Regions from separate parts of the Homo sapiens genome. Here regions 1, 2, 3 and 4 are each linked to region 5. Evidence: chromatin contacts called from ENCODE Hi-C or POLR2A ChIA-PET data. All regions are on one chromosome and are shown on one strand. Each heading gives the region's core, a stretch centred on a gene start or an enhancer-like site at or near the end of the contact. The rest is flanking DNA. Distances are from core to core; before and after follow the strand shown. Region 1 holds the start of PARP16 (poly(ADP-ribose) polymerase family member 16). Region 2 holds the start of CLPX (caseinolytic mitochondrial matrix peptidase chaperone subunit X). Region 3 overlaps HERC1 (HECT and RLD domain containing E3 ubiquitin protein ligase family member 1). Region 4 has its middle 28 kb from the start of ANKDD1A. Region 5 holds the start of CSNK1G1 (casein kinase 1 gamma 1).

Evidence for each region. A loop is a pair of places that touch in the nucleus more often than their neighbours do. ChIA-PET counts read pairs that join two places held with the same protein, here RNA polymerase II (POLR2A). Pooled maps may share reads with other maps.
Region 1: a pooled map shows a loop between it and region 5 (8-fold over the local background). The contact joins the promoter of PARP16 here to the promoter of CSNK1G1 in region 5. A Hi-C loop is called at or near these places in 4 of 50 pooled maps. POLR2A ChIA-PET finds 5 or more read pairs at or near these places in 2 of 52 experiments (activated CD4-positive, alpha-beta T cell and activated T-cell).
Region 2: a map of CD8-positive, alpha-beta T cell shows a loop between it and region 5 (17-fold over the local background). The contact joins the promoter of CLPX here to the promoter of CSNK1G1 in region 5. A Hi-C loop is called at or near these places in 1 of 168 maps with a recorded cell type or tissue (CD8-positive, alpha-beta T cell) and 6 of 50 pooled maps. POLR2A ChIA-PET finds 5 or more read pairs at or near these places in 1 of 52 experiments (CD4-positive, alpha-beta T cell).
Region 3: a map with no recorded cell type shows a loop between it and region 5 (8-fold over the local background). The contact joins the enhancer-like site here to the promoter of CSNK1G1 in region 5. A Hi-C loop is called at or near these places in 1 of 37 single-sample maps with no recorded cell type. POLR2A ChIA-PET finds 5 or more read pairs at or near these places in 1 of 52 experiments (T-cell).
Region 4: a loop to region 5 is called in a pooled map, with 5 times the contacts of the local background. The contact joins the enhancer-like site here to the promoter of CSNK1G1 in region 5. A Hi-C loop is called at or near these places in 1 of 168 maps with a recorded cell type or tissue (naive thymus-derived CD4-positive, alpha-beta T cell) and 7 of 50 pooled maps. POLR2A ChIA-PET finds 5 or more read pairs at or near these places in 2 of 52 experiments (T-cell and activated CD8-positive, alpha-beta memory T cell).

What each region holds. Positions count from the first base shown.
Region 1 is chr15:65,283,461-65,288,599 of GRCh38, reverse strand. PARP16 (poly(ADP-ribose) polymerase family member 16) reads left to right here and starts at 1,717. Exons shown (of 6, transcript NM_001316943.2): 1 at 1,717-2,347. The coding sequence starts at 2,174. SNORA24B (small nucleolar RNA, H/ACA box 24B) reads left to right here and starts at 3,009; the gene lies at 3,009-3,139. RefSeq lists an enhancer at 1,273-1,322 and a silencer at 1,473-2,032.
Region 2 is chr15:65,181,879-65,186,880 of GRCh38, reverse strand. CLPX (caseinolytic mitochondrial matrix peptidase chaperone subunit X) reads left to right here and starts at 1,539. Exons shown (of 14, transcript NM_006660.5): 1 at 1,539-1,806. The coding sequence starts at 1,728. RefSeq lists a silencer at 1,291-1,600 and an enhancer at 1,022-1,906.
Region 3 is chr15:63,665,261-63,670,115 of GRCh38, reverse strand. HERC1 (HECT and RLD domain containing E3 ubiquitin protein ligase family member 1) reads left to right here. Exons shown (of 78, transcript NM_003922.4): 40 at 418-578; 41 at 3,644-3,760; 42 at 3,966-4,197. Among named protein-coding and RNA genes, the nearest start is that of USP3-AS1, 67 kb to the right of the region's middle. RefSeq lists a silencer at 3,958-4,128. Within about 2 kb of position 1,360, at least 4 of the 41 ENCODE cell types and tissues checked have a DNase peak (open chromatin) inside an H3K27ac peak, as active enhancers do.
Region 4 is chr15:64,881,727-64,886,491 of GRCh38, reverse strand. No RefSeq gene overlaps it. Among named protein-coding and RNA genes, the nearest start is that of ANKDD1A, 28 kb to the left of the region's middle. RefSeq lists an enhancer at 2,215-2,434. Within about 2 kb of position 2,336, at least 28 of the 41 ENCODE cell types and tissues checked have a DNase peak (open chromatin) inside an H3K27ac peak, as active enhancers do.
Region 5 is chr15:64,352,211-64,357,460 of GRCh38, reverse strand. CSNK1G1 (casein kinase 1 gamma 1) reads left to right here and starts at 1,288. Exons shown (of 12, transcript NM_022048.5): 1 at 1,288-1,473. RefSeq lists silencers at 1,353-1,402, 1,513-1,572, 1,963-2,022.

The DNA.
Region 1 (5,139 bases), core at 468-2,967, 930 kb before region 5:
GATTGTGACAGTTTCACATATCTGTGAATGTACTAAAAACTATTAAATTGTACACTTTAAATGGGTGAATTGTATGGTCTGTGGATTATATCAAATTTATATAAGCAGGGCTGAAACCCCTCCACAAGAAATGTGGTTCTGAGACCACCTTAGCAAATTCTGATAAAATCTAGAAGAATAAAGTAAACATAAGAACATTCAGTTTCACTATCAAGTAAATGCAAATTAAAACTATAATGAAATTCAACTTTGTGTCTATGGAATTGACAAGAATTAAAAAGAATTCTAATATTCTGCATGAGCTAAGTCATGAGAATGCTGGCCATCAGAGGCCCTTCCACACCACCCTGTGATGTGAATATTATCACTATGATTCTCATATCATATGTGACAAATATCTTCAGATAAGCAAATTTTATATATCCACCCAACAAACAATTCTTGAGGCCAAGGAGGTATCAGAGGGTGGCTTTTGTCTAAGGGCCTGCAATGAAGAAGAGGTGGAATGAGAGATGGTTCCCTGGTCTCCTGACCCACTCCAAGCTCTCCCTTCCTGGGGTCTGAGCTTCAGAAGCCACCTTAGAGTTCCTGGGTCCTATGAGAACCCCCATGGCTTTTGAAGCACTAGGGGCCTTGTGGTTCTAGGCCTCAGAGCAAACAGATTTGATGTGGGCTCCTGGGAGCAGCCCCCAACCTTTACCTGGCAAAAGAAGATGGGAAGCTCTGTGGTGTCTGGGGGACCAGTCTTCGCCCTACCTCCCGAAGTCATAGATGCAATCCAATGGCATGGGACCACCTCTCCTCTGAGTCCAGGGCCCAGCACAGCCTGGATGCAGAAGGAGAAGTTTCTTCCTCAGAAGATCCTGCAGGGTAGGAGTGTGTGCGGTGTGTTGGTTTAAGCACAATGGTCTGTGTTTAGATTTGCATGTGACCATGAGGTCACACTTTGGGGTTTTCTCTAATGAAGGTTCTGAGTAGGGAGAGGGGATGGGAGTCTAGTCCTTACCCTCCAGCAGAGTTAAGTCAATGCCCCTCTGCTCTCCCCCAAGCTCCCTGTCAGAGAGGTCTCCCAAGGAGGATCTTGGGGCATTTGAGGCCAGAGACTTAAGCAATTCAGAGAATTCTGGAGGCTGAAAAGCAGAGGAAAAGTCTTTTGGTTTTCCAAAGATCTCGGTGTGAATCCTAGATTTACCCATCTGGCTGTGGGATCTTGGGCAAGCATTGCAGCACTCTAAGCCTCAGTTTCCCTGGGTGTTAAATGGCTCCTTCTGTGCAGTTTTGGAGGGAAAAGATTCAAGAGAGACAATAGGTAGCATTAATACCCCAAGGAAGAGAGGTAGGCTCAGTCCGCAGAGCTGGGACAAAGACAAGTACAGGGGCGGGTCGAGAGGGTGCCCACATCAATTTCTACCAGGGCTGCTGCTGCTGTGAGGATGGCTGGCAGGGGCGTGGGCGACGTCGCCCGGCACACACTGGCGGCGGCAACTCTCGTAGCTGCGGGTGATCGGGGTCTGGGAGGGGCGGGCACAACCCGTACGGTGGAGCTGGCTGGGGCGCGAAGGGGCGGGCCCTCGGCTGGGCCGGGCGGAGCGCGGCGGCGGGAGGGGAGGTAGGCCGGGCAAGGCAAGCGGACGTGAGCTGCAGGCGGAAGACAGGTGGCGCCGCGGGCAGCTTGGCGAGAGGCGGGACTTCGGCGGCGCGGCGGGAGGCGGGGCAGGAAGGCGCGCGCGGCGCAGCAGCCTCGCCCGTCGCGGAGAGTGGGCTCTGCCCGCCGTCCCCCGGGGGCTGCTTCCCGCCCCAGGCCTCCGCGGAGGACACGTGTCAGCACGTTCCCGCGGTTGTCATTCCATTGTCATAGCCCTTCCCCTAGGCCGGGAACCCCTCCCCCCCACCAGCCCCAGTTCCTTTATCCCTGGGCCCAACCTCCCCGCCGACCCGCGGTCCAGGCCTCGGTCTCTCTCTTCGGCGGCGAGCCGCGGCCCAGACCCCGGCAGAGGACACTTGTCGGCACGTTCTCACCCCTGTCATCTCAGCCCCCTGCCTAGCTCCACCCCAGGCTTGGGAACCCGGCCCCTGACGGCCCATTGTCCGCGGGCCCAGCCCCCGCGCTGAACGCACGCTCGCCCTTGCCCCTAACCAGCGCGTCTACCCCGGCAACGCGCAGTGACCTGGGATGCAGCCCTCAGGCTGGGCGGCCGCCAGGGAGGCGGCGGGCCGCGACATGCTGGCCGCCGACCTCCGGTGCAGCCTCTTCGCCTCGGCCCTGCAGAGCTACAAGCGCGACTCGGTGCTGCGGCCCTTCCCCGCGTCCTACGCCCGCGGCGACTGTAAGGACTTTGAAGCCCTGGTGAGTGTGCTTTGTCCTGGCGCTGCCCACTGCGTCCTGGACCAAGTGCCCTGTGGAACCACAGGTAGAGGCAGTTCCATCCGCATTAGTAAACATGACAGCCGCCAGACTTTCCATTCCCAGCTTGGTCTTGCCTTGCCTTGGGGAAGGTTTCCATGAGCTAAGAACACTGCTAACACCCTCATGTCAACGCTCACTCCCAAGGCACTTGGTGGCTGCTTCTCTCCTGTCAATGACAAATGACTCCGAGGACTGAAGTGAGGAATAGTTGCATAGTCCTCCACAGATTTTCTAGCCTGGCCAGGAATAGGGTTGATGTGAATCAGCTGTTTTGCTTAGCTAGAAAGTTATCCATCCTTTTGCAAATAATTAGACACCAAAAAGTCACCAAAGCCGCCCAGACATTGGTCTTCAGATGAGGTGATCTATGGGCAGTACTTTTATAAACTGTAACATCCAGTACATATGTAAGCTGTTATTTCTCTGATTCACCAGGCACTTTTTTTGCAGAGTTCACCTCTGGGTCAGCATTCAAGATATCAGTTATCCTTATAATCCAAATGTTTGGAATTGCCTAGAAAAATATAACTTACCAAAATCGATTCAATAAAAAGCAGAAAATTGAAATCGCCAATAGCTGATATTCATTAAAGACACTGAACTCCATGTATCTTTGGGACCTGTCAAGTGTGGCAGTCTCCCTTCCTTGCCATGGAAGAGCATATTCTTGTTTACCAGCAAAGCTGTCACCATTTAATTGGTATCAGATTCTGACTTGCACAAGTAACATTCTTCACTGTTAAAAACTTGGAGGGGCCAGGCTCGGTGGCTCATGCTTGTAATCCCAGCACTTTGGGAGGCCAAGGCGGGCAGATTACCTGAGGTTGGGAGTTCAAGACCAACCTGACCAACATGGAGAAATCCCGTCTCTATTAAAAATACAAAAAGTTAGCCGGGCGTGGTGGCGCATGCCTGTAATCCCAGCTACTCTGGAAGCTGAGACAGGAGAATCGCTTGAACCCGGGAGGCGGACGTTGTGGTGAGCCGAGATTGCGCCATTGCAGTCCAGCCTGGGCAACAAGAATGAAACTCCATTAAAAAAAAAAAAAAAACCTGGAGGGTGCCAGGTTATTGGGCGAACTTTTCTAGACTATTGTAGAAAAAGAAGAAAAAGGCTGAGTGGCTCATGCCTGTAATCCCAAGGACTTTGGGAAGGCAAGGCAAGAGGATCGTTTGAGACCAGCCTAGGCAAAAAAGATTTCTTTAAATTAGCTGAGTGTGGTGATGCACGCCTGTAGTCCCAGCTACTTGGGAGGCTGAGGCGGGAGGATGGCTTGAGTCCAAGAGGTCGAGGCTGCAATGAGCTGTAATCACACCACTGCCCTCCAGCCTGGGCAACACAGCAAGTCTCTCTCTCAAAAAAAAAAAAAAAAAAAAAAAAGACGTTGGATTAGTAGTCAAGGATTTTCCCTCAAAGAAAACTCTGGACGTAGCTGGTGTCATTGGTGAGTTGTAGCAATCACTGAGGGAATAAGTAATTCCCAGTTTTACACAGAGTATTAAAAAAGAGGCTAGCATAACCTTGACCCTAAATCTGATAAGGGTGATACAAAAAAAGAAAATTATAGGCCGAGTGCGGTGGCTCACACCTGTAATCCCAGCACTTTGGGAGGCTGAGGCGGGTGGATCACGAGGTCAGGAGTTCAAGACCAGCCTGGACAATATGGTAAAACCCTGTCTCACCATTATGGTGGTGCATGCTGGTAATCCCAGCTACTCAGGAGGCTGAGGCAGGAGAATTGCTTGAACTGGGACCTGGGAGGCAGAGGTAGCAGTGAGCCGAGATCGCCCCACTGCACTCCAGCCTGGGCAACAGAGCAAGACTGTCTCAAAAAAAAAAAAAAAAAAAAAAAAAGAGGAAAGAAAATTATAGGCCAATGTCATGAGTATGAATGCAAAAATTATCTTCAAGGTATTAGGATCTTAAAGCTAGCAATGTATAAAAAAGGGTAATTCCTTATGACCAGGTTGGGTTCATCCCAGGAATGCAAAATTAGTTCAATATTAGGCAATCAGTTAATGGCACGAACCACATTGATAGATTAAAGGAGGTATTTAGAATCAACACGTGTTTAGCGTTATCTCTGATGAAATCATCAGTGTTTGGTTCCTCCTTTGCTATCATTCCTAGGAGGTTGAGGGACAAAGGCTGAGCCTCTTGGCCCAACCTGGTCCTGGTAGCCCACCTAATGATGTGTCGAGGGCATCTCAAGTGGTGACCACAGTGCACAGGCGTTTCAGGGTACCGGAAGTGGGAGGTTGGAGAAAGAGGCAAATTGACTGACTTCCCTCGAGATTTGTTCTTGCAGGTTCAGATACTCAATTTTCTGAGTGTGGTGTATCAGGACCTTGGGTACGAAACTTCATTCAGTTTTGGCAACAGATACTTATGGAGTGTTTGCTATGGGACAGGTGCTAAGGATACAGGATTAACCCGTGGAGAGGTTAACAGTGTTAACCTCTCATACTAGGTAAGCGCCGTACAACATGGAAGCCCAGAGCAAGGACACCCCCTAGCTCTCAGCTTTGGGCCAGGCTCAGGGAACACCATCTAGGGGTGGAGGCTGATGCCTTGCCAAGTCCCAAGGCAGAACTTCAAGAGCAGAGAAGAGGGAAAGAGTATTCCAGGAGGAGTAGCAGGATGGTCAGCCAGGAGGTGTGAGCTTACAGAGAAGGACAAGACTGTGATTTAGTGTGACTGTTGTGGGGAACAGGAAGAGATGAGGCCAGCC
Region 2 (5,002 bases), core at 290-2,789, 830 kb before region 5:
GAGGCAGAGGTTGCAGTGAGCTGAGATGGTGCCACTGCACTTCAGCCTGGGTGACAGATGGAGACTCTGTCTCAAAAAAAAAGTTATGTGCCTTCAGCTATGTAGTTCGCAAAAAGTAAATAACTCAAGGAGTTAACTCCTCCAGTGTAAACTATTTGAGCTGGAAAACTGCACTTGACTTTCTTTTTAAAGCGTCATTAATCTGTCAGAAAACAGCTGAAAGTAGGTGTGATGTGGAAGGGCTGATGTGACCACAAGTATTTGCCATCACTTTCCTGGTGAAGGATCCATTTTCTCACAGGGATAATCTCAGATGGCTCTGGGTTTTTTTTTTTTTTTTTTGAGACGGAGTCTCGCTCTGTCGCCCAGGCTGGAGTGCAATGGCACGATATCGGCTCACTGCAACCTTCGCCTCCTGGGTTCAAGCAATTCTCCCACCTCAGCCTCCTGAGTAGCTGGGATTACAGGAGTACGCCACCACACCTACCTAATTTTTGTATTTTTAGTAGAGATGGGGTTTCACCATGTGGGTCAGGCTGGTCGCAAACTCCTGACCTCGTGATCCACCTGCCTCGGCCTCCCAAAGTGCTGGGATTACAGGTGTGAGCCACCACGCCCAGCCGGCTCTGTGCTTTTGAATTCATAACTTGAGAGGATGGCCTGATAGGAACCTGACCAGAGGTTATCTATGCAGTGCCATCCTTAATCACGGCCGGGTGCGGTGGCTCACGCCTGTAATCCCAGCACTTTGGGAGGGCGAGGCGAGAGGATCACTTGAGCCCAGGAGTTTGAGACCAGCCTGGGCAACATAGGGAGACCTCATCTTTACTAAATTAAAAAAAAGAAAGAAAGAAAAGAAAACCCTCAAGACTTTAAAGCACCCACGGACTAGCAACAGCTAGAAGCTTTATCACCACGAGGCCTGAAAGAACAAGGAGACGGAGCTGTTACCAACTAACAATTGCTGCTCAGGGAACTAACTGACAATACCAACTCCATGTTACAAGTGATGAAACTAAGGAGAATGAGAAGATAAGGAACACAGGATGTGGAATTCCGGGGGAAGAAATTTAGTGAATCTGAAGCATCCAGCGCCTACCAAGGCACTTTAGAGACTTCCCCCTGGAGGGTTAAGCCACCAGCCTCACCTTGACCTTCCCTGCCGCCCACTAAAAGTGACCGGAAGAGCTCGACTATGACGACTCGGGACTACAAGTCCCGGCATGCATCTCTCCGCGTCTATCGCAAAACCTTTCAACTTTAGGATAAAAGGGCTTTTGGCAACCTTGAGCGTCGGGACCTGTAGTCGCCCCAGTTGGGGCTAGACGCTTGCCGTAGGGAACTCATTGGCGCCCAGGGCACCACCCCCTCGCCTTCGCCTCACGTAGCTTCACCAGCTCGCAAACACGGCGCGTGCCCACGCCCTCCGCCCCCTCCCCGGGCCTAGGGCGCAGGCGCGCGCAAGCTCCCCGGGCCCAGTAGGCTGGGGGTGGGGGTAGAAGGAGAAGGAGGGGAAGGGAGGGGGGGGTTGGGTGTCTACTCTGGTGAATAGACGGCTGTGGGGCAGAGAAGCGTGAAGGCCTGGCTGCCGGGCAGGTGAACTCTCCACGGGGTCTAGGGCCCGCGAAAGGGTTCGGAACCGAGTCAGCGCGCCTTGCGGGCAGGATTCACGCCGCTGTGACCCGGAGGTCCTCAGGGGGCGAAGCCCCGGCCTAGGCCTCGCGGAGATGCCCAGCTGCGGTGCTTGTACTTGCGGCGCGGCGGCCGTCCGGCTCATCACCTCCTCACTCGCCTCCGCGCAGAGAGGTAACGAAATAGTGCCACTCCTGAGCCCTCAGCCTGTCGGGGGGGGGGTGGACTGGCCAATGGTTGGGGGCCCCGGGGAGGGCACGAGGCCTGCTGCACCCGGGGAGTGTGAGGGAATGCGCGGCGCTTCGCCCGGCACCCACCACTTTCCCCGTGGAATGGGGCTCTGCCAACCTCTGGAGCAGCCGTTGCTCAAATTGGAAGTAAACTCCTTCCCACGCGCCTGCCTGCACGCTTTCAGGCCTGCTGACTTTGGGGCCGGAATGCGGCCACTTTGTAGAAACCCTGAAAGGCACAAAATGCTCCTGTTATTAAAAAATGTCTCCAGATCCCACTCAGCCCTGCCGGGGACCGCCGCCTGCCATGGCTGCGGCTCTTCTTCCGCAGCCTGGCCGGGATCCCCCTCGGGCCCGTTGGGGGCTCCAGGAGGGGCTCGGCTGAGGATCTGTCCCTACTAGGGTCCCCCAGGACTCGGGGCACCCAGCTGGCCGTCCCGGACGCAAGCCGCGCGATACCCGAGATGTTACTATCACTGTGCGGCCCTGACACTGGGACATAAACAAGGTTCACAATACTTCCCGGCGTCAGGCAAGCCCCGGGGCCCGCAGGACAGCGGCGGGAGAGATGGGGAGAAGTCCCGCAGGAGTTGGTTCGGAAGTACTTGGGTGTTTCAGCAGTCCTTTGCTGGCTTTCCCAACTTGACCGGGAGGTAGTTTCCTAAGAGTGGCGCATGTTGTTTACCTTTTCTTTCTGTTTATCTGAAGCTGTGAAAGAATGGCGCCCCAGCCAAGAGAGTCTGGAAAATAAACTTTTTTTCTCTTCCTCAAATCTGTGGAAGTCAGACCACGAGGCTAGATCCTGTTATAATGACTGACTTCTAGACAAATTCGTTTTATTTTGGCTTATCGGTTTATGACCCTTGGATGGATTTTTAAAAAGGCCCCTTTTATCTAACTTCTAAGCCAATTATAAAATCCTTATTGTTTACTAAATATATCTTCCAGTTTCTTTACTACAGAAGGAAGGATTGAATGAGGTAACGTGGGCAGAAGCATTTTGTAAAATGATATATAAATGTAAGGGAGTAAATTTAATCCTAAATCGATGTTAAGCCTCAACCAGTAGATGTCCCGATTCCAGGAATTCGATTTGCAAACACTTTAAAGTGACATATTTTAATCCATTTATCTGATATATATTAATATTTGTCAAGGGTCCACTGTGTGTCAGGCCTTCTTTTAGTGCTGGAGGTAGAGTGGTGAATAAGTCCTCACCCTCATGTTTAAATCTAGTGGAGTAGACAAAGAATAATACAGTTTCCAGTGGGTGGATGAAGTATGTGTGTGTTCCCTTTGGTCAGGGACGGCTTCTTTGAAAGTGTTACTGATCTCTTGTAGCCAAGAGTCCGTGAACATTTTTGAATCATAGGAGATAGGCAGTTATTTTTTTTTCTTTTCAAAACGACTGTTTTCTTTCTTTTTCTTTTCTTTTCTCCTTCCTTCCTTCCTTCCTTTCCTTCCTTCCTGTCTTTCTTTCCTTTCTGTCTTTCTTTCCATCTACTATCTGTCTTTCTGTCTGTCTTATTTTCTTTCTTTTTTTTTTTTTTTTTTTTTTGAGACAGAGTCTCGCTCTGTCGCTCAGGCTGGAGTGCAGTGGCCAGATCTCAGTTTACTGCAAACTCCGCCTCCTGGGTTCACGCCATTCTCCTGCCTCAGCCTCCCGAGTAGCTGGGACTGCAGGCGCCCGCCACCACGCCTGGCTAATTTTTGTATTTTTAGTAGAGACGGGGTTTCACCGTGTTAGCCAGGATGGTCTCGATCTCCTGATCTTGTGATCCGTCCGCCTCGGCCTCCCAAAGTGCTGGGATTACAGGCGTGAGCCACCGCGCCTGGCCTCTTTTTGTGTGTCTGTCTTGATGGAATCTGCTAAGTTGCCCGGGCTGGAGTGCAGTAGCGCGATCTCGGCTCACTGCAACCTCCGTCTCCTGGGTTCAAGCAATTCTTCTGCCTCAGCCTCCTGAGTAAGCTGGGGTTACAGGCGCGCGCCACCACGCCCCACTAATTTTTATATTTTTAGTAGAGACGGGATTTTGCCATGTTCGTCAGGCTGGACTCCAACTCCTGGACCCCAGGAGATCACCCGCCTTGGCCTCCCAAAGTGCTAGGATTACAGGCTTGAGCCACCGCACCCGGACTAGTATTTCTTTTTAAAAACAGTTGTTCTGAAATTTAGAAAGCTTTGTCTGTATGATAAAGTTCTGTAAATAGTGAAACTTAAATTGTCTTTTCTGGTTGCTGCCAGGTAATCTGGTGAAATATACTTTACAGAAACACTTCTCTTTTTTGGCTTTCAGAGCTTCACCTGGGGTTTACAGGCCTCCAAAGGGTCCTTGAATAGAATTCAGAGATTCTGTGAACTTTATTTTCACTAAGCTCTAACTGAAACACAACGTTTCCTTGGCCTATGAATGTGGGCAACACATCCACAGTAGTCTTAGAAGTGTCTGTGGATTTGTCATCAATCAAAATCAGAAATATTTTCATATCACATTATAGTTGCTGATATTTCAGAATATTGTCCATACTTTTTGCTACTTTGAAATCATAGTAATTATTTAAAAAGCTGTTAGATCTTATTTAATTTTGCTTGTTAATAAAGAGGCATATTTTAAAAATTTTTTGATAACTACTTCATTATAATTTGTTTCCTTTGTTATGTATTTTATTTTATACATTTAAAAATATTATTCTGAGAAGATCTATTCAGAGGCTTCACCAGACTGCTTAAGGGGTTCATGGCACAAAAAGTGTTAGAAATCCCAATTACTTTGCTACAGAGCTTTATCATTTTTATGAGGATTTTATGATTGGTGAATGGTCATTTTGATTGATTGCATCTGTCACTCTCCCTCAATTACTTTTTCTTTTTCTTTCTTTCTTTCTTTTTTTTTTTTTTTGAGACGGAGACTCTGTTGCTTAAGCTGGAGTGCAGTGGTGCCATCTCGGTTCACTGCAACCTCTGCTTCCTGGGTTCAAGCGATTCTTCTGCCTCAGCATCCCGGGTAGCTGAGACTACAGGCGCGTGTCACCATGCCCAGCTAATTTTTTGTATTTTTAGTAGAGATGGGGTTGCACCGTATTAGCCAGGATGGTCTCGATCTCCTGACCTTATGATCTGCCCCCCTGGGCCTCCCAAA
Region 3 (4,855 bases), core at 111-2,610, 690 kb after region 5:
CTAGCTAGTGAGTTTATATTAATATTTAAAAGTAACTGCAAGTTACCTATCTTTAAAAGCCTTCTTTGCACTGTAACTGTACATACCAAATTACCCCTCTTATCTTGGTATTATAGTTGAAGGAAAGCTCTGTGAAGGCAGGCATTTTTCATCTATTTTGCTAATGGCTGTATTCCCCCAACCTGCTTTGTTGCTGGCATTTTGCTGAAAGAATCATAAGGTTTTATTACATTTATACTGAAAGTGCTGCATGAGATAATCATTTTTAAAACTAAGGAGTCTTTCTCCCCACCCTCCATTAAACTATAACTAACCTGTTTAGTCTTCCAGGTTGCATATTCTTCTATAAGAAGATTGTGATGTATGTATTATTTCGTAAATTGGATTTTTATGCTAACCACTGTTATTTTCTTAAAGGCAAATGTTCTCTAGTTACCCAACTACCACTGTACTTCCCACACGTCGGGCACAGACTCCTCCAATATCTTCGTTACCAACCTCTCCTTCTGATGAAGTAGGAAGGAGGCAAAGTTTAACTTCTCCTGATTCCCAGTCAGCAAGGCCAGCTAACCGCACAGGTGCGTGTGCTGATATGCACTATGATATCCAAAGTTGGCATTCCAGATGTGTGGGACTTTATTATGTGGGCATTGTGTTTTGTCTTCACAGAAGGTAAAACAGTGATTTTAATGAAGGGGAACTGCCCCATTAAACTGAGCTATGATCTTCATGTTGAAGCTGTGGATTGAATTATGGCCATTTCGGAGAGAAATAATGTGCTGTACATTAGTCATATCAGCTCTTCATTTTTCCCAATATAGCCATTTTTAGTGTTGTAAGTTTCCCTTTAAGTACTGCTTTAGCTGCAACCCACACATTTTGAAATGCTGTGTTTTCATTTTCATTTAAAGTACTTTCTAATTTGCCTTTGATGTCTTCTTTGCCCTCTGGACTATTTGGAAGTATGTTATTTAGTTTTCAAATATTTGGGGGATTTTCTAGATATCGTTTTGTTACTGCTTTCTAATTTTATTATTGTCAGAGAACATATCTTGTATAATTTGAATCACTTTAAATTTATTGAGACTTGTCTTACAGCCTAGAATATCATCTGTTTTGGTAAATATTCCAAGTGCACTTGGAAAATACGTGTATTGTGCTGTTGTTGAGTGTTCTATAAATTGTTTAGCAGGCTCAAATTGGTTGATACTGTTGTCCAAGTCTTCTTTATCCTTTCTGGTTTTTTTGTCTACTTGTTCTGTCTATTATTGAGAGAGTGTTGTTGAAATCTGTGACGATAATAGTGGATTTTTCTATTTCCTGTTTTCAGTTTCTGTTTCATATATTTTAAAGCTCTGTCTTTAGGTTCATAAACATTTAGGATTCTTACGTTCTTTTAATGAATAGACCTTCTGTTATTATGAAATGCCTTTATCCTTGGTGATATTTTTTTGCCCTGAAATCTGCTTTCTCTGATGTTATAGCCACTCCTGCTTTTTAAAAATTGTTAGGATGGTTTGTCTTTACTCATCATTTTACTTTTCATCCATTTGTGTCTCTATATTTAAAATGGGTAAAGGCAGCATGTTGTAGTAGTTAGGTCTTGCTTTGTTTGTTTGTTTGTTTGTTTTTAGAGACAGCCTCTTGCTCTGTCACCCGGGCTGGAGTGACCTTGGGTCACTGTAGCCTCAACCTCTTGGGCTCAAGCAGTTCTCCCACCTCAGCTTCCCAAGTAGCTGGGACTACAGGTGCATGCCACCACACCCAGCTAATTTCTGTAATTTTTTGTAGAGACAGGGTCGTACCATGTTGCCCAGGCTGGTCTCAAACTCCTGACCTCAAGGGAATCTTGCTTTTTTTAATCCAATCTGATATTCTCTACCTTTTAATTGGGGTGTGTATGCCTTTTACATTTAATGTGATCATTGATATGGTTGGTTTTAAATCCACCTTCTTTCTATTTTGTTCCACCTGTTTTTTGTTCTCTTTTGAATTAATTAACTTTCTTTGAATTAAATAAGTTTTATTATTCCATTTTACCTCCTTTGTTGGCTTATTAGCTATACAGTTGACCCTTGAACATTGCAGGGATTGCAGCACCAACCCCCTGAACAGTTGAAAATCTGTATATAACTTTTGACTCCATAAAGATGAGAAGATATATTTACTATTCATTAAGTGGAAGTGGATCATCATAAAAGTCTTCATTATAGTCATATTCCCGTTGAGTAGGCTAGGAAAAGGAGGGACTAGTCTTGCTCTCCCAGGAGTGGCAGAGGCAGAAGAAAATCCACATGTAAGTGGACCCGAGCAGTACAAACCCATGTTGTTCAAGAGTCAACTGTACTTCGTTTTATATTTTTAGAGATTACCTTCTGGTTTATAGTATATGTCTTTAATTATCAGAGTCTACCTTAAGGTGATATTGTACCACTTCATATGTAGTTAAAGTAATAATTTTACAACAGGATGATTTTATTTTCCTTTTCTCATCATTTATACTTTTGTTTTCATACATTTCACTTTTACACATAAGCTCCATAATAAATTATTATTTGTTTTGGATAGTTTTTATAGCTATATCTTCTAATTCATTCATCTTTTCTTCTGCAGTGTCTAATGTTCTGTTAATGTCCAGTGTATTTTTCTATTCAGACACTATAGTTTTCATCAGTAGACATTTGATTTGTTTTTTTTTAATCTCATCTTCCGTGTTTATTTCACATGCTCAATCTTTCCTCTAACTTACTGAATACATGGAATAATAGTTGATTCTCATTATTAGCAATAGTTATGTTCTAAAAGGTTATTATGAACACTGAATTAGCAAATACTGAACCATTGCTCCTAGGAGAAATACAGGGTTAAGTTCCTGTGAACTTCTAGTTACATTTCCATCATCTGATCAGTATGCTGTATAATCTTGTTTTGTGCATCTTTCTGTTTAAAGATACCACATTTAATACATACTGTTTATTCACTAACATTGAGCTTATGGCCACCAACACTATAGCTCATCATGAATGAAGCTTATCTAACATATGTATTTTCTTCATAAGGCACATTACAGCATCCTTGTGCTTAGAAACACTAGACAGCACTTTAGCACTATGCTTGGGGCCATTTTAATCAGGGAAATCACCGACCAAAAGCATAAAAATGCGAAGAATGTAGCACTAAATAGACTATGAAAAGGACACTTGTTTTTCACATGAGAGCTGAAACATGAAGGCAGAGCATCACCTTGTTGGACCTCAGCTGTGAACACATATGTTGAGGGACTAAACTTTTTAGTCCCTCTGCATATGTCACAAATGACTACAAAAGTACATGAGTATTGATTTTGAGATTACAAATAAATTTTATTGAGTATACAGATTTACAAATATGGAACTTGGATGAGGAGTGGGTTATTTACATACTCTTATAGTACCTCTACACAAATCTTTACAAAGTATAACATAAATGGATGTTAGTAAAACTGGGATTACAGGTGTGAGCCACAGTGCCCAGCCACATATTCTGAGTAGAGGAAAATTTCATTAAACTTGGACAATACTAGGAAATTGAGGACTATGAAGACACTTTTTACTCACGGTATCTAGTGATATTTAGGTTCTTATTTCTCTTCCTTTTGTCTCAGCCTTGTCAGACCCAAGCAGTAGACTTTCAACTTCTCCTCCTCCTCCAGCAATTGCAGTTCCCTTGCTGGAAATGGGGTTCTCTCTTCGGCAGATTGCCAAAGCCATGGAAGCTACAGGTAGGATAAGTTTTTATATATCAGTGTATACAGATATGAGAAGTCCTAGCTTATTAAAGACAACATAACTTTTAAGAGGCTATGAAACTTGGTAAGATTTTTAACACTATATTTTGTTACAAGAGCATCATAGCAAACACTCTTATAACATAAAGACCTAATTCTTTGCCCAAAGTCAGCATCAGACTGTTTTTCCCCTGTATAGGTGCTAGGGGAGAGGCTGATGCCCAGAATATCACTGTCCTTGCCATGTGGATGATAGAGCACCCTGGGCATGAGGATGAAGAGGAGCCCCAGTCGGGCAGCACAGCAGACTCTAGGCCTGGAGCAGCCGTTCTAGGCAGTGGCGGGAAGTCAAATGATCCCTGTTATTTGCAGTCACCTGGAGACATACCATCAGCTGATGCTGCTGAAATGGAGGAAGGTTTTAGTGAAAGGTGAAATTCCAGTTTCTGTACTTTTGTTCCATGTGTTATAAATTTCAAAGCCCCATTTATTATATATCCCGTCATAAATGCTTCTAATTGTATGTAAAGTTGATAAATATAGTTATATGAAAAGATGGGCATTTTAGTTACAAGTTTATATTTCTGTGAAGGGTAAAAGTGACATGACAAGTTTTGATTTGAGTAGGTGTTTTCATGCCAGAAGAAATTTCATAATTTTTGTGTAAAATTGTACTGAAAAAGGAAACAAGTTTATTTTGAAGTAAACATGCTAATAAAATAATTTTATCTCGTACAAGTGATATAAAATCGAGTATTCATTTTAATATTGGACATTGATTTAATGTATTTGATAGAATTGAACTTTTTTTTTTCTGAGACGGAGTCTCGCTCTGTCGCCAGGCTGGAGTGCAGTGGCGCGATATCGGCTCACTGCAGCAACCTCCGCCTCCCCGGTTCAAGCAGTTCCCTGCCTCAGCCTCCCAAGTAGCTGGGACTATAGGCATGTGCCACCATGCCCGGCTCATTTTTTGTATTTTTAGTAGAGACAGGGTTTCACCATGTTGGCCAGGACGGTCTCGAACTCCAGACTTCGTGATCCACCCACCTTGGTCTTCCAAAGTGCTGGGATTACAGGCATGAGCCACCG
Region 4 (4,765 bases), core at 1,087-3,586, 530 kb before region 5:
GTCTTGTGTCCTCTCCCCCAGCCCTCTACCGCCAGCCTTTTTTCTGGCCAAAAGGCCCTTGGCCAGAATAGTCCTTTAACTATTCTTCTTACGACATTGTCTAATTATGATGATTAGACATAAGTATGAAGAAAAACATGCATTTTTTTTTTTTGAGACAAAGTCTCACTCTTGTCCCCCAGGCTAGAGTGCAATGGCACAATCTCAGCTCACTGCAACCTCCACCTCCAGGGTTCAAGCGATTCTCCTGTCTCAGCCTCCCCAGTAGCTGGGATTACAGGCACCTGCCACCATGCCCAGCTAATTTTTGTATTTTTAGTAGAGGCGGGGTTTCACCATGTTGGCCAGGCTGGTCTCAAACTCCTGACCTCGCGATCCACCCGCCTCGCCCTCCCAAAGTGCTGGGATTACAGTCGTGAGGCACCACGCCCGGCCAACATGCAGCTTTTAAGTTAAACAATGTATATGCCTTTTCTGGGGGAAGACTTTTCAACTGAGGAGCTGTGGGTTGCTCACTGTCCAGGGATGTCACAGAGTTGAATTTTATGCAATTAAGTGAAATAATCAGATCAGCACTCAACTTTCTGATGTGACTGGAAAATTGTCTTTAAAAAATCAAAATCTTTTTTTTTTTTTTTTTTTTTTGAGACAGAGCCTTGCTCTGTCACACCCAGGCTGGAGTCCAGTGGCGCAATCTTGGCTCACTGCAACCTCCACCTCCCCTGTTCAAGCAATTCTCCTGCCTCAGCCTCCCGAGTAGCCGGGACTACAGGCGCATGCACCACAATGCTCGGCTAATTTTTGTATTTTTAGTAGAAATGGGGTTTCACAATGTTGGCCAGGCTGGTCTCGAACTCCCGACCTCAGGTGATCCACCCGCCTCAGCCTCCCAAAGTGCTGGGATTACAGGCACGAGCCACTGTGCCCGGCTTTTTTTTGTTATTTTTTTGTTTTTGAGGCAGGGTCTCATGTCACCCAGCAGACTGGAGTGCAGTGGCACAATCATGGCCCACTGCAGCCTCAACCTCCTGGGCTCAAGGCAATCCTCTAACCCCAGTCCCCTGAGTAGCTGGGACTACAAGTGCATGCCACTATGCCTGGCTAATTTTTTATAATTTTTGGAGAGATGAGGTTTTGCCATGTTGCCCAGGCTGGTCTGAAACTCCTGGGCTAAAGTGATCCACCTGCTTTGGCCTCCCAAAGTGCTGGGATTATAGGAGTGAGCCACCGCACCCGGCCAAAATCCACATTTTTAAAATGTGGATATATCCTAAAATACTGCAGGGAAGACCTAGATCAGGGGTTCTTAACCTCTTTTGTGTGTGCCATGGCCTCCTTTGTCATCTGGTAAAAACTTGCAGACCCCTTCTCAGAATAATGTTCTGAAATGCACAAAATAAACTAGCATAGGCTTACAAAGAAAACCAGTTGTATTAAAATGTAGTCATCAAACAATTAAAAAAAATTTTTCGACATAGTACTAGATAGTGCTTCCTAATTAATGCCTGAAGATCAAGAGCTAATAATAGGTCCAATAACTGCTGTAATTTTGAAATAGTGATGAGTATAAACCATATTTTGAAATATCTTCAAAAACCGTTATATGATTTGAAAATATTTGTAATTGCTAGTGACATCATCACGAGTCCTGCTAATACTGCTGTGGTTTGTTGCCTACATTCATCGTTGAAGAGAATGCTAAAATTCAGGTAGAAATTAGTGAAAATAAAGATATATATTTTTTCTCTTCCAAATTTTTAGACTCCTTGAACTCTATCCTTTGATCTTTCGGGTTCCCTTAGATGCCAGATTAAGAACTCTTGTTCTAGTTCTATCTTATATTTTATAGCATGTATATGTAATTATATCCAACAATTACAACAAATACCACAATGCAAATGTATCCAGATTTTGTGGTTTTCAAAATCTGATTAAATTTACCAATAAATAAAGTGCCTGGCAGGTAGTAGGTCTCGATAAAGGGGTGTCTCTCTGCCCAGGGCCTGGGACTCCTGCTGTAGTTGCGCTGCTCATTCTTCTAGGGACGCCCACAGCCTGCTTGGCACTGGGCCAGGCCTTTCCCCACTGTTAGCAGCTTTTATGCCCCGATGCCACACTGCTGCCACTTGGCAGGTGAGAAATCACATTAGGTTTGGGGATATTTTGACTGCCCCTCAACCCTGGGAGGAGGGTGGCTTCATAGCCCAGCCTTGAAGAGCCCCAGGCTCTTTCCCCTAGGGCCCCAAGCTGCCTGCATCCCGGGAATCCCCTGGAAGCCCTTTGCGCCTGCTTCCCCTCTTGACTCATCTGAGGTCGGATGAGGAGCAGTCATGAGCCGCGTGACAAGGTCAGTGCTGACAGGCTCACAAGATGCCCTGAGCGCCTCCCAGGAGAGCTGGCAGGTCCTCAGAGCAGACAGGGCAGACAGATCCTAGAGGAGAAGTCCACTCCAGCCCCTCAGGCTTCAGAACAGGGCCGGAACAGAATTCAGGTTCTGGCTCCCAGAGCTCATCCTCCACCTCTCCCTGCTTCCAGGCTACCCTTTCCCCTGCCCAGATCCTCGATTCCCTGGGGAGTCCTGCTCCCCTCTAGCCAAGCTCTGCCATCCACCTCTTTCTTCAGAGCCTTTCCACCTCATCATCTGCCTTCTTATCAAAATCTGCCTGTTTTGTGTCCCATCAGCATCTGCTCCCAAGGCAACTCCCAGTTATCAGGGGTACATGCAATGTGGAGTAGAAAGACCTGTATTCAAGTGTGGGCTCTGATTGGCAGAGGAATTCCTCTGCCTCTCAGGGCCTCACTCAGTGTCCTCATCTATTCCATGGACACATTTAAATTGCTGCCCTAACTTTCATAGTTGTTATGAGGAGCAAACCCATTTTTCGCTGTGAAATCACTTTATAAACTGTAAAGCACTTTCATAGCTGTGATTTGGGACTCATGGCTGGCAAGTTGTTTGGCGTTTCACAATTATCAAGATCCCTCTGGGGAAATGATACAAAGGAATGGTTTTAGTGGTGGAGTTTCCAGCAGATAGGGAGATCCGTATAGCCAGAGGGCCCTGCCACATATTCCTACCTCCTCCCCTAAACCATGTCCCAAGACGTGGCCTTATAGGCAGTCTCGTCTTGAACATGCTGAGAGTTTGAAATGACCCCTCTGAACCTAACACAGGAAATTGACTGGGGAAGTGTTGGGGTTCATGCAGACTTGCTTCTGCTTTAGATGTGATTCACCCAGTTTGTCTTAGCCACAATTGTGGAGTCAGTCAAGAGAATGGTAGGAGGATGAAACATCTGTTTCTGAGGAAGAAAGCAAGCTAGGACAGGTAGATAGCCCACTGCAGGGGCAGAGCCTGTGGCTCACAGAGGGGCATTTTCGTTTTTTTTTTGTTTTTTTTTTTTGAGATAGGGTCTCACTCTGTCACCTAGGCTGGAGTGCAGTGGCATGATCTCGGCTCACTGCAACCTCTGCCTCCTGGGTTCAAGCAATTCTCATGCCTCAGCCTCCTGAGTAGCTGGGATCACAGTCACGTGCCACCACGCCCAGCTCATTTTTTTTGTACTTTTAGTAGAGACGGGGTTTCACCATGTTGGCCAGGCTGTTCTCCAACTCCTGACCTCAAGTGATCCACCCATCTTGGCCTCCCAAAGTGCTGGGATTACAGGTGTGAGCCACCGCGACTGGACATGGGAAGGCATTTTCAAACGCTTGCTTGGCTTGGGAGCCTGGAGTGTGACCTGCCAGAATCCTGCAGGGTTTAGCACCAGAAGGCTTGGATTCCATACCGCGCTCTGCCACACCCAAACTGTGTGCCCATGGGAGGTCACTGGCTGTCTGTGGGCCTAGGTTTTCTGTCTGTTACAGCTCTGCAGTAATTCCCAACTCAACAGGGTCTTATGAGGATTCATGGGCTCACAAGACACAGAAATGCCTACATTTATGTTGGGGAGTAAAGTGCCCAGCTGTGGCACTGCCACCCAGCCCAGCACATATCTAGGTTTCCGGAGTGTCTGTCTCCCCACTGGGCTGACTCTTGCAGAAGAGAGTCACATGCTGAGACCTGTGGGTGTTCACTCTGCACAGTGGCTAAACGAAGGGAGGGAGGGCAGTGTACCCGCAATCATCATTCCAGAGCTCATGCTGTGTCAGGGCCAGATGCCTGGTAAGTTCCCTTTCTGCCTGTGAGGCTGTGATAGTGTGTCTATGTTTGTGATGTTTTCAGATATTTCACTTAGTTTTCCCCTGTGGGGGTCACAGAATATTCCAGCCCTGGCCAGCCGTTGCCCCAGTGTCTGGGAGTGTTTCATCAGTGTCCTTTGCCCTTCTTTGGTGCCAGTCAGTTTGGTTCAAATCCCAGCTCTGAAATGCACTAGCTATAACCTTGGGCAAGTCACTCAACCACTCTAGTTAGATATACGTTCAGCTTGACATGAACATGTCAAATTGTTTTCTAAAGTAGTTGTGCCAATTTTTACTCCCAAAAACTGAGCAAAAGAGAGCTCATGGTCCATATCCTTTGTCCCCTTTGTACTGTCAAAGTGTTTAACTTTTTTTTTTTTGAGACAGATTTTTGCTCTTCTCACCCAGGCTGGAGTGCAATGGCACGATCTCAGCCTACTGCAACCTCTCCCTCCCGGGTTCAAGCTATTCTCCTGCCTCAGCCTCCTGAGTAGCTGGGATTACAGGTGCACACCACCATGCCCGGCTAATTTTTGTATTTTTAGTAAAGACAGGGTTTCACCATGTTGGCCAGGCTGGTCTC
Region 5 (5,250 bases), core at 39-2,538:
TCATCAGGCTGGAGTGCCATTGGAGTGCAATGGCACGATCTCGGCTCACTGCAATCTCCGCCTCCCGGGTTCAAGCAATTCCCCTGCTTCAGCCTCCCGTGTAACTGGGACTACAGGCACGTGCCACCACCCCCAGCCAATTTTTTGTATTTTAGTAGAGACGGGGTTTCACCATGTTGGCCAGGATGGTCTCCATCTCCTGACCTCGTGATCTGCCCGCCTCGGCCTCCCAAAGTGCTTACAGGAGGACTACAGGCGCGAGCCACCGCGCCCGGCCAATTTTTGTATTTTTAGTAGAGACGGAGTTTCACCATGTTGGCCAGGATGGTCTCCATCTCCTGACCTCGTGATCCGCCAGTCTCGGCTTCCCAAAGTGTTGGGATTACAGGTGTGAGCCACCGCACCCGGCATATTTTGAGTTTTGAGTGGAGGATTAGACAGTCTTCTTCCTTCCCAAATTTGATTATGGGCTCCCTTTAGCCTTTTTCTTTGTTTTCTGTCTTTTTTCCACCACCACCCCGCCCCCGAGGCGCAGTCTCAAGAGGTCCTGAGAACATGTGCCCTGCTCTCTGTTTTAAGGATTAAAATAACTGTCGAGTTACATTGAATCTTTTTTGCCTATTCCATTTGGCTAGGTTAATTCCAGACCTTACACAAACATGTGCAGCTCTTACAAAATGTAGGTGAAGACAACATTTTTCTAACCATTCGGCTTCATGGGCTGTCACAGGAGAACTAAGTGCATGAAAAACCTTTCACAACATTGAAAGAAATTTTAAAAATCTGGTTGAAACACAATTAAAAATCCACAAGAGGGAGATGCTTGCTAAACCGTCAGAAAATAATTCCCTCGAGGGACCTGAGAGAGGAGCCTGGAGCCTTAGGAACAGCCACTGGGTCAGCCACGGGATTAAGGGTGGGAGGGAGCAGGAGTATATAGAGACGGGGGCTTGGTGGAGGAGTACAGTTGAAGGGAAAAGCGGGATGGGTTTCGTGCCTCTGGCAGCGAAGCGTGTACTTGGTCTAAGATCTTGAGCAGAAGGTAAGAGCGTGTTGCCAAAGCAGAGCTCAGTGCTCCCGATATATCTTCTGGTAGTCCCAGAAGAAATGGGGGTGGGTTGCTTTGAAGGCACTTCCGCTTAGCAACCCCACGCGGTTGCTAAGGAGGGGGCAGCCGTGGGGATAACCCGGAAGTGATGGTGTCAGTTTAACGCTGCCTGCCCAAAGTTTGTCCTATTAGGCCCGCCAGGGTACTCTGCGACTCCGGGACGAGGGCGGGGCCGCGCTAGTGGTTCCGGTTCGGCTCCAGCCGCCCCTCGGCTCCTCGCCTTCCCCCTCCCGTCCGCCTTCTCCCCTCCCTCCCGCTCCTGGGAAAGAGAGAAACCACCGCTGCGGGTGGGTAGAGAAGCACTTGGCGCCTCGGGGAGGGGACCGCGCCCGCCTCATTTGCGCCTTGCAGCACTGCTGGACCAGGTATCTGCCCGGCTTCGTCGGGGTTCTGTAGGCTGAAGTCTGAGGGGGTGTGTGTGTGTCTGAGGGGGTTGGTGGGGGGCCCTTTCCTGGGCGTGGGTGGGGGACGCCGTGATCCCGGGTGGGGCGCAGGCTGGCGTTTGTGTCTGTGGAGGGTTGCGGGGGCGGAATGGAGGGGCTGAGGGACACAGCGGGTGGAGAGTTTCGGTTAGCGGGGTAGAGGTAGGCGGAGGAGGCGCCCCTTCCGAGAAACTGACTCTAGCCGGTGTGGACCGGGAGTTTGCCACCTGGAGGGCTTACTCTGAAAGGGGGAGCATCCCCCGGGAGCCAAAAGGAGGGCACAGATCTCGTCAGGGTGACTGGGGCTATCCCGTGCTTCCATTGCCCTCTTTCCCTACCCACCCCGCTGGGACAGAGCTGGACTTCGAAGGTTGTGGGGGTTCTGAGTCGACTGGGTACCGCGGGGAGCCGCCCTTGGCGGAGCTTAGGGCACAAGAGTGGGTAATGAGACTTTCCTCTACCCAACTTCCGTACGCTTCCCCCACTTCTTCCTTTACTGTTTCCTCGCCCCCACGTCCTACAGGAGCAATGTCCCCCAAGTGGGCAGGCATCACAATGTAAAAGAGAGTGGAACTGGGTTTGTTGCCCCTAAATGACACTTAAGATGTTTGGAAAGTGCCTGAATGACATATTCAACCAAGTCTCCCAGCTCGATATTAATTCCGGTATAAATTACCTTAGAAAAGTGGAATTCTGAAAAGCATTTAACAATAGGCTAGTCCAGGTGTAGTCTTGTGTAGTAGATGTACGTGTTTATTTAAAAAGAATGGACTGGGGAAACCATATAGATGTATCACAGGTCTAGGCAAGACATGTTGAGGCAAGGCTTTTGCAGCCTCTTTCTTACCTGCCAGTAAACCTGTCCTAATTTAAATGAAGTAGAAAGATCCTCTTCATTTTTGTTTCAATCAGTGACTGAATACTAGGTGCTGTGTAGTGATGTCTCAGAACAGATATGTGAATTTTCAGAGAGAGAATGAATGTTCTGCTGTTGAGCCTGTGTCTTAATCTTTTAAGGAGATAATTGCGGTCAAGTGGAAGTATTGACTTTCAGGCAGATAAATCTTGGGTTGAACCTAGACTATGCCAGTTGCTAGTTACTGACCTTGGGCAAGTCATGGAACCTACCAGAGCTTTTGTTTCTTCATAAGTAGTATGAGTTAAAATTCTTACCTGTATTATAAGTAACATCCCATTTTAAACGGAACCACCTTTGAATTAGAAGATAAATTATTACCATTAATCATACACAGTCAAGGCAGCCCAGTTTTGTGAAACGAGGTTTGAGATAGGAAAGCAACCGGATAATTTTGAAAAAAAAATGCATACAATAGGACTTTCAGTGTCTTCTCGAAATTGATCGTAGGTAGCATGAAATTCAGTTATCAGTAGTTTCTTAAAATTCAAAATAATAAAGTAGAATATGGCCCATTTATTGAAATGAGCAAAATATATTTTATAGATTTTTCTCAGCTACACCATATTGGTGTTTATAGTATGGATTAACACGAAATACATGAAAAAGTAATGTATGTAAATCTTAACATCACATGTCTCTTTAAAGAGAATTAAAATTGGGGTGTAAAATAGAAGGTACTTGTTTTTTGTTTGTTTGTTTGTTTGTTTGAGACAGAGTCTTGCTCTATCACCCAGGCTGGAGTGCAGTGGCACGATCTCGGCTCAGTGCAACCTCTACCTCCAGGATTCAAGCGATTCTCCTGCCTCAGCCTCCTGAGTAGCTGGGATCACAGGCGCCTGCCACTACACCCAGCTAATTTTTTGTATTTTTAGTAGAGAGAGGGTTTTACCATGTTGGTCAGGTTGGTCTTGAACTCCTGACCTTGTAATCCATCCGCCTTGGTCTCCCAAAGTGCTGGGATTACAGGTGTGAGCCACCGTGCCCGGCCTACTTGTAATTTTAAGATAAAAATCAGCAGCATCAGCAGCACCTCTCATCTCAGTTAGATTTATGCTACTAGAAAAACTTATATAATATTCAGAAAACAAAATCGAATACATTTCTGCCTTTAAATCATTCCTTATTACGATATAGAAATAAATCCAAGAAACATGAAGTCTGTTTTTTATTTATTTTTAGTGACAAGGTCTTTCTCTGTCACTTAGGCCAGAATGAATGCACTGGGGCAATTATACTCACTGCAGCCTCAAACTCCTGGGTTCAAGCAAACCTCCTGCGTCGCCCTCCCAAAGTGTTGAGATTACAGGTGTGAGCCACCTCACCCAGCCCATGAAGTCTTTTTCTTTCTTTTTTTTTTTTTTTTTTGAAATGGAGTCTCACTCTGTCACCCAGGCTGGAGTGTGGTGGCACGATCTCGGCTCACTGAAACCTCCACCTCCCAGGTTCAAGCAATTCTCCTGCCTCAGCCTCCTGAGTAGCTGGGATTACAGGCACATGCCACCACATCCAGCTAATTTTTTTGTATTTTTAGTAGAGACGAAGTGTCATCATGTTAGCCAGGATGGTGTCTATCTCCTGACCTCGTGATCCACCCGCCTCAGCCTCCCAAAGTGCTGGGATTACAGGCATGAGCCACCGTACCCGGCCAAAGTCTTTATACTCATTTGTTTTGTGGATTTAAAATAATATAGTTATGTGTCACCTATTATATGTCAGATTTTCAGCTAACGTAGTTTGCTTTTTGAGGTGACTTATAGTTAGTTATTTTCAAATGTAATTTATACTCAGAGGACAAAAATCAAATAACTTCCTGTAATAATAGATGTTTGTGAGAATACAAAGTTTGCAATTCAGTTTGACCTTTTTTGAGAAGTTCATAAGTTTTGTGTAAATTTGTGAGAAATTTTCTTTTCTTTTTTTTTAAAGACAGATTCTTGCTCTGTCACCTAGGCTGGAGTGCAGCAGCATAATCTCTGCTCATTGCAATCTCCGCCTGCTAAGTTCAAGCAGTTCTCGCACCTCAGCTTCCTGAGTAGCTGGAACTACAGGCGTGTGCCACCATGTCCAGCTAATTTTTGTGTTTTTAGTAGAGAAGGCGTTTTGCCATGTTGGCCAGGCAGGTCTCGAACTCCTGACCTCAAGTGATCCGCCAGCTTTGGCCTCCCAAAGTGCTGGGATTACAGGCATGAGCCAACACACCCAGCCCTGAGAAATTTTCAAATATATTTCTTCCCCATGTCTCTTTGTTTTATAAAGAGTTGAAATTAGGCCAGGCATGGTGGCTCATGCCTGTAATCCTAGCACCTTGGGAGGCCGAGGTGGGCGGATCACCTGAGGTCAGGAGTTTGAGACCAGCCTGAGCAACATGGAGAAACCCCATCTCTACTAAAAATACAACATTAGTCAGGCATGATGGAGCATGCCTGTAATCCCAGCTACTCGGGAGGCTGAGGCAAGAGAATCGCTTGAACCCGGGAGGTGGAGGTTGCGGTGAGCCAAGATTGTGCCATTCACTCCAGCCTGGGCAAGAGCAAAACTCCATCTCAAAAAAAAAAAAAAAAAAAGAAGAATTCAAATTATGTTTTGTGATAGTTACAGAGTTTTGGTAAGGTTATTTAGCTTTCTAAATGGCTCTTCTGAGAGTGTAAGGTCTGTATATATCTAAGCTTTCTGCTGTGTTTTCTTTTATCTTTTCACTTTTTTTTTGAGATGGAGTCTTGCTCTGTCACCCATGCTGGAGTGCAGCGGCACTATCTTGGCTCACTGCAACCTCCGCCTCCCGGGTTCAAGCAATTCTACTG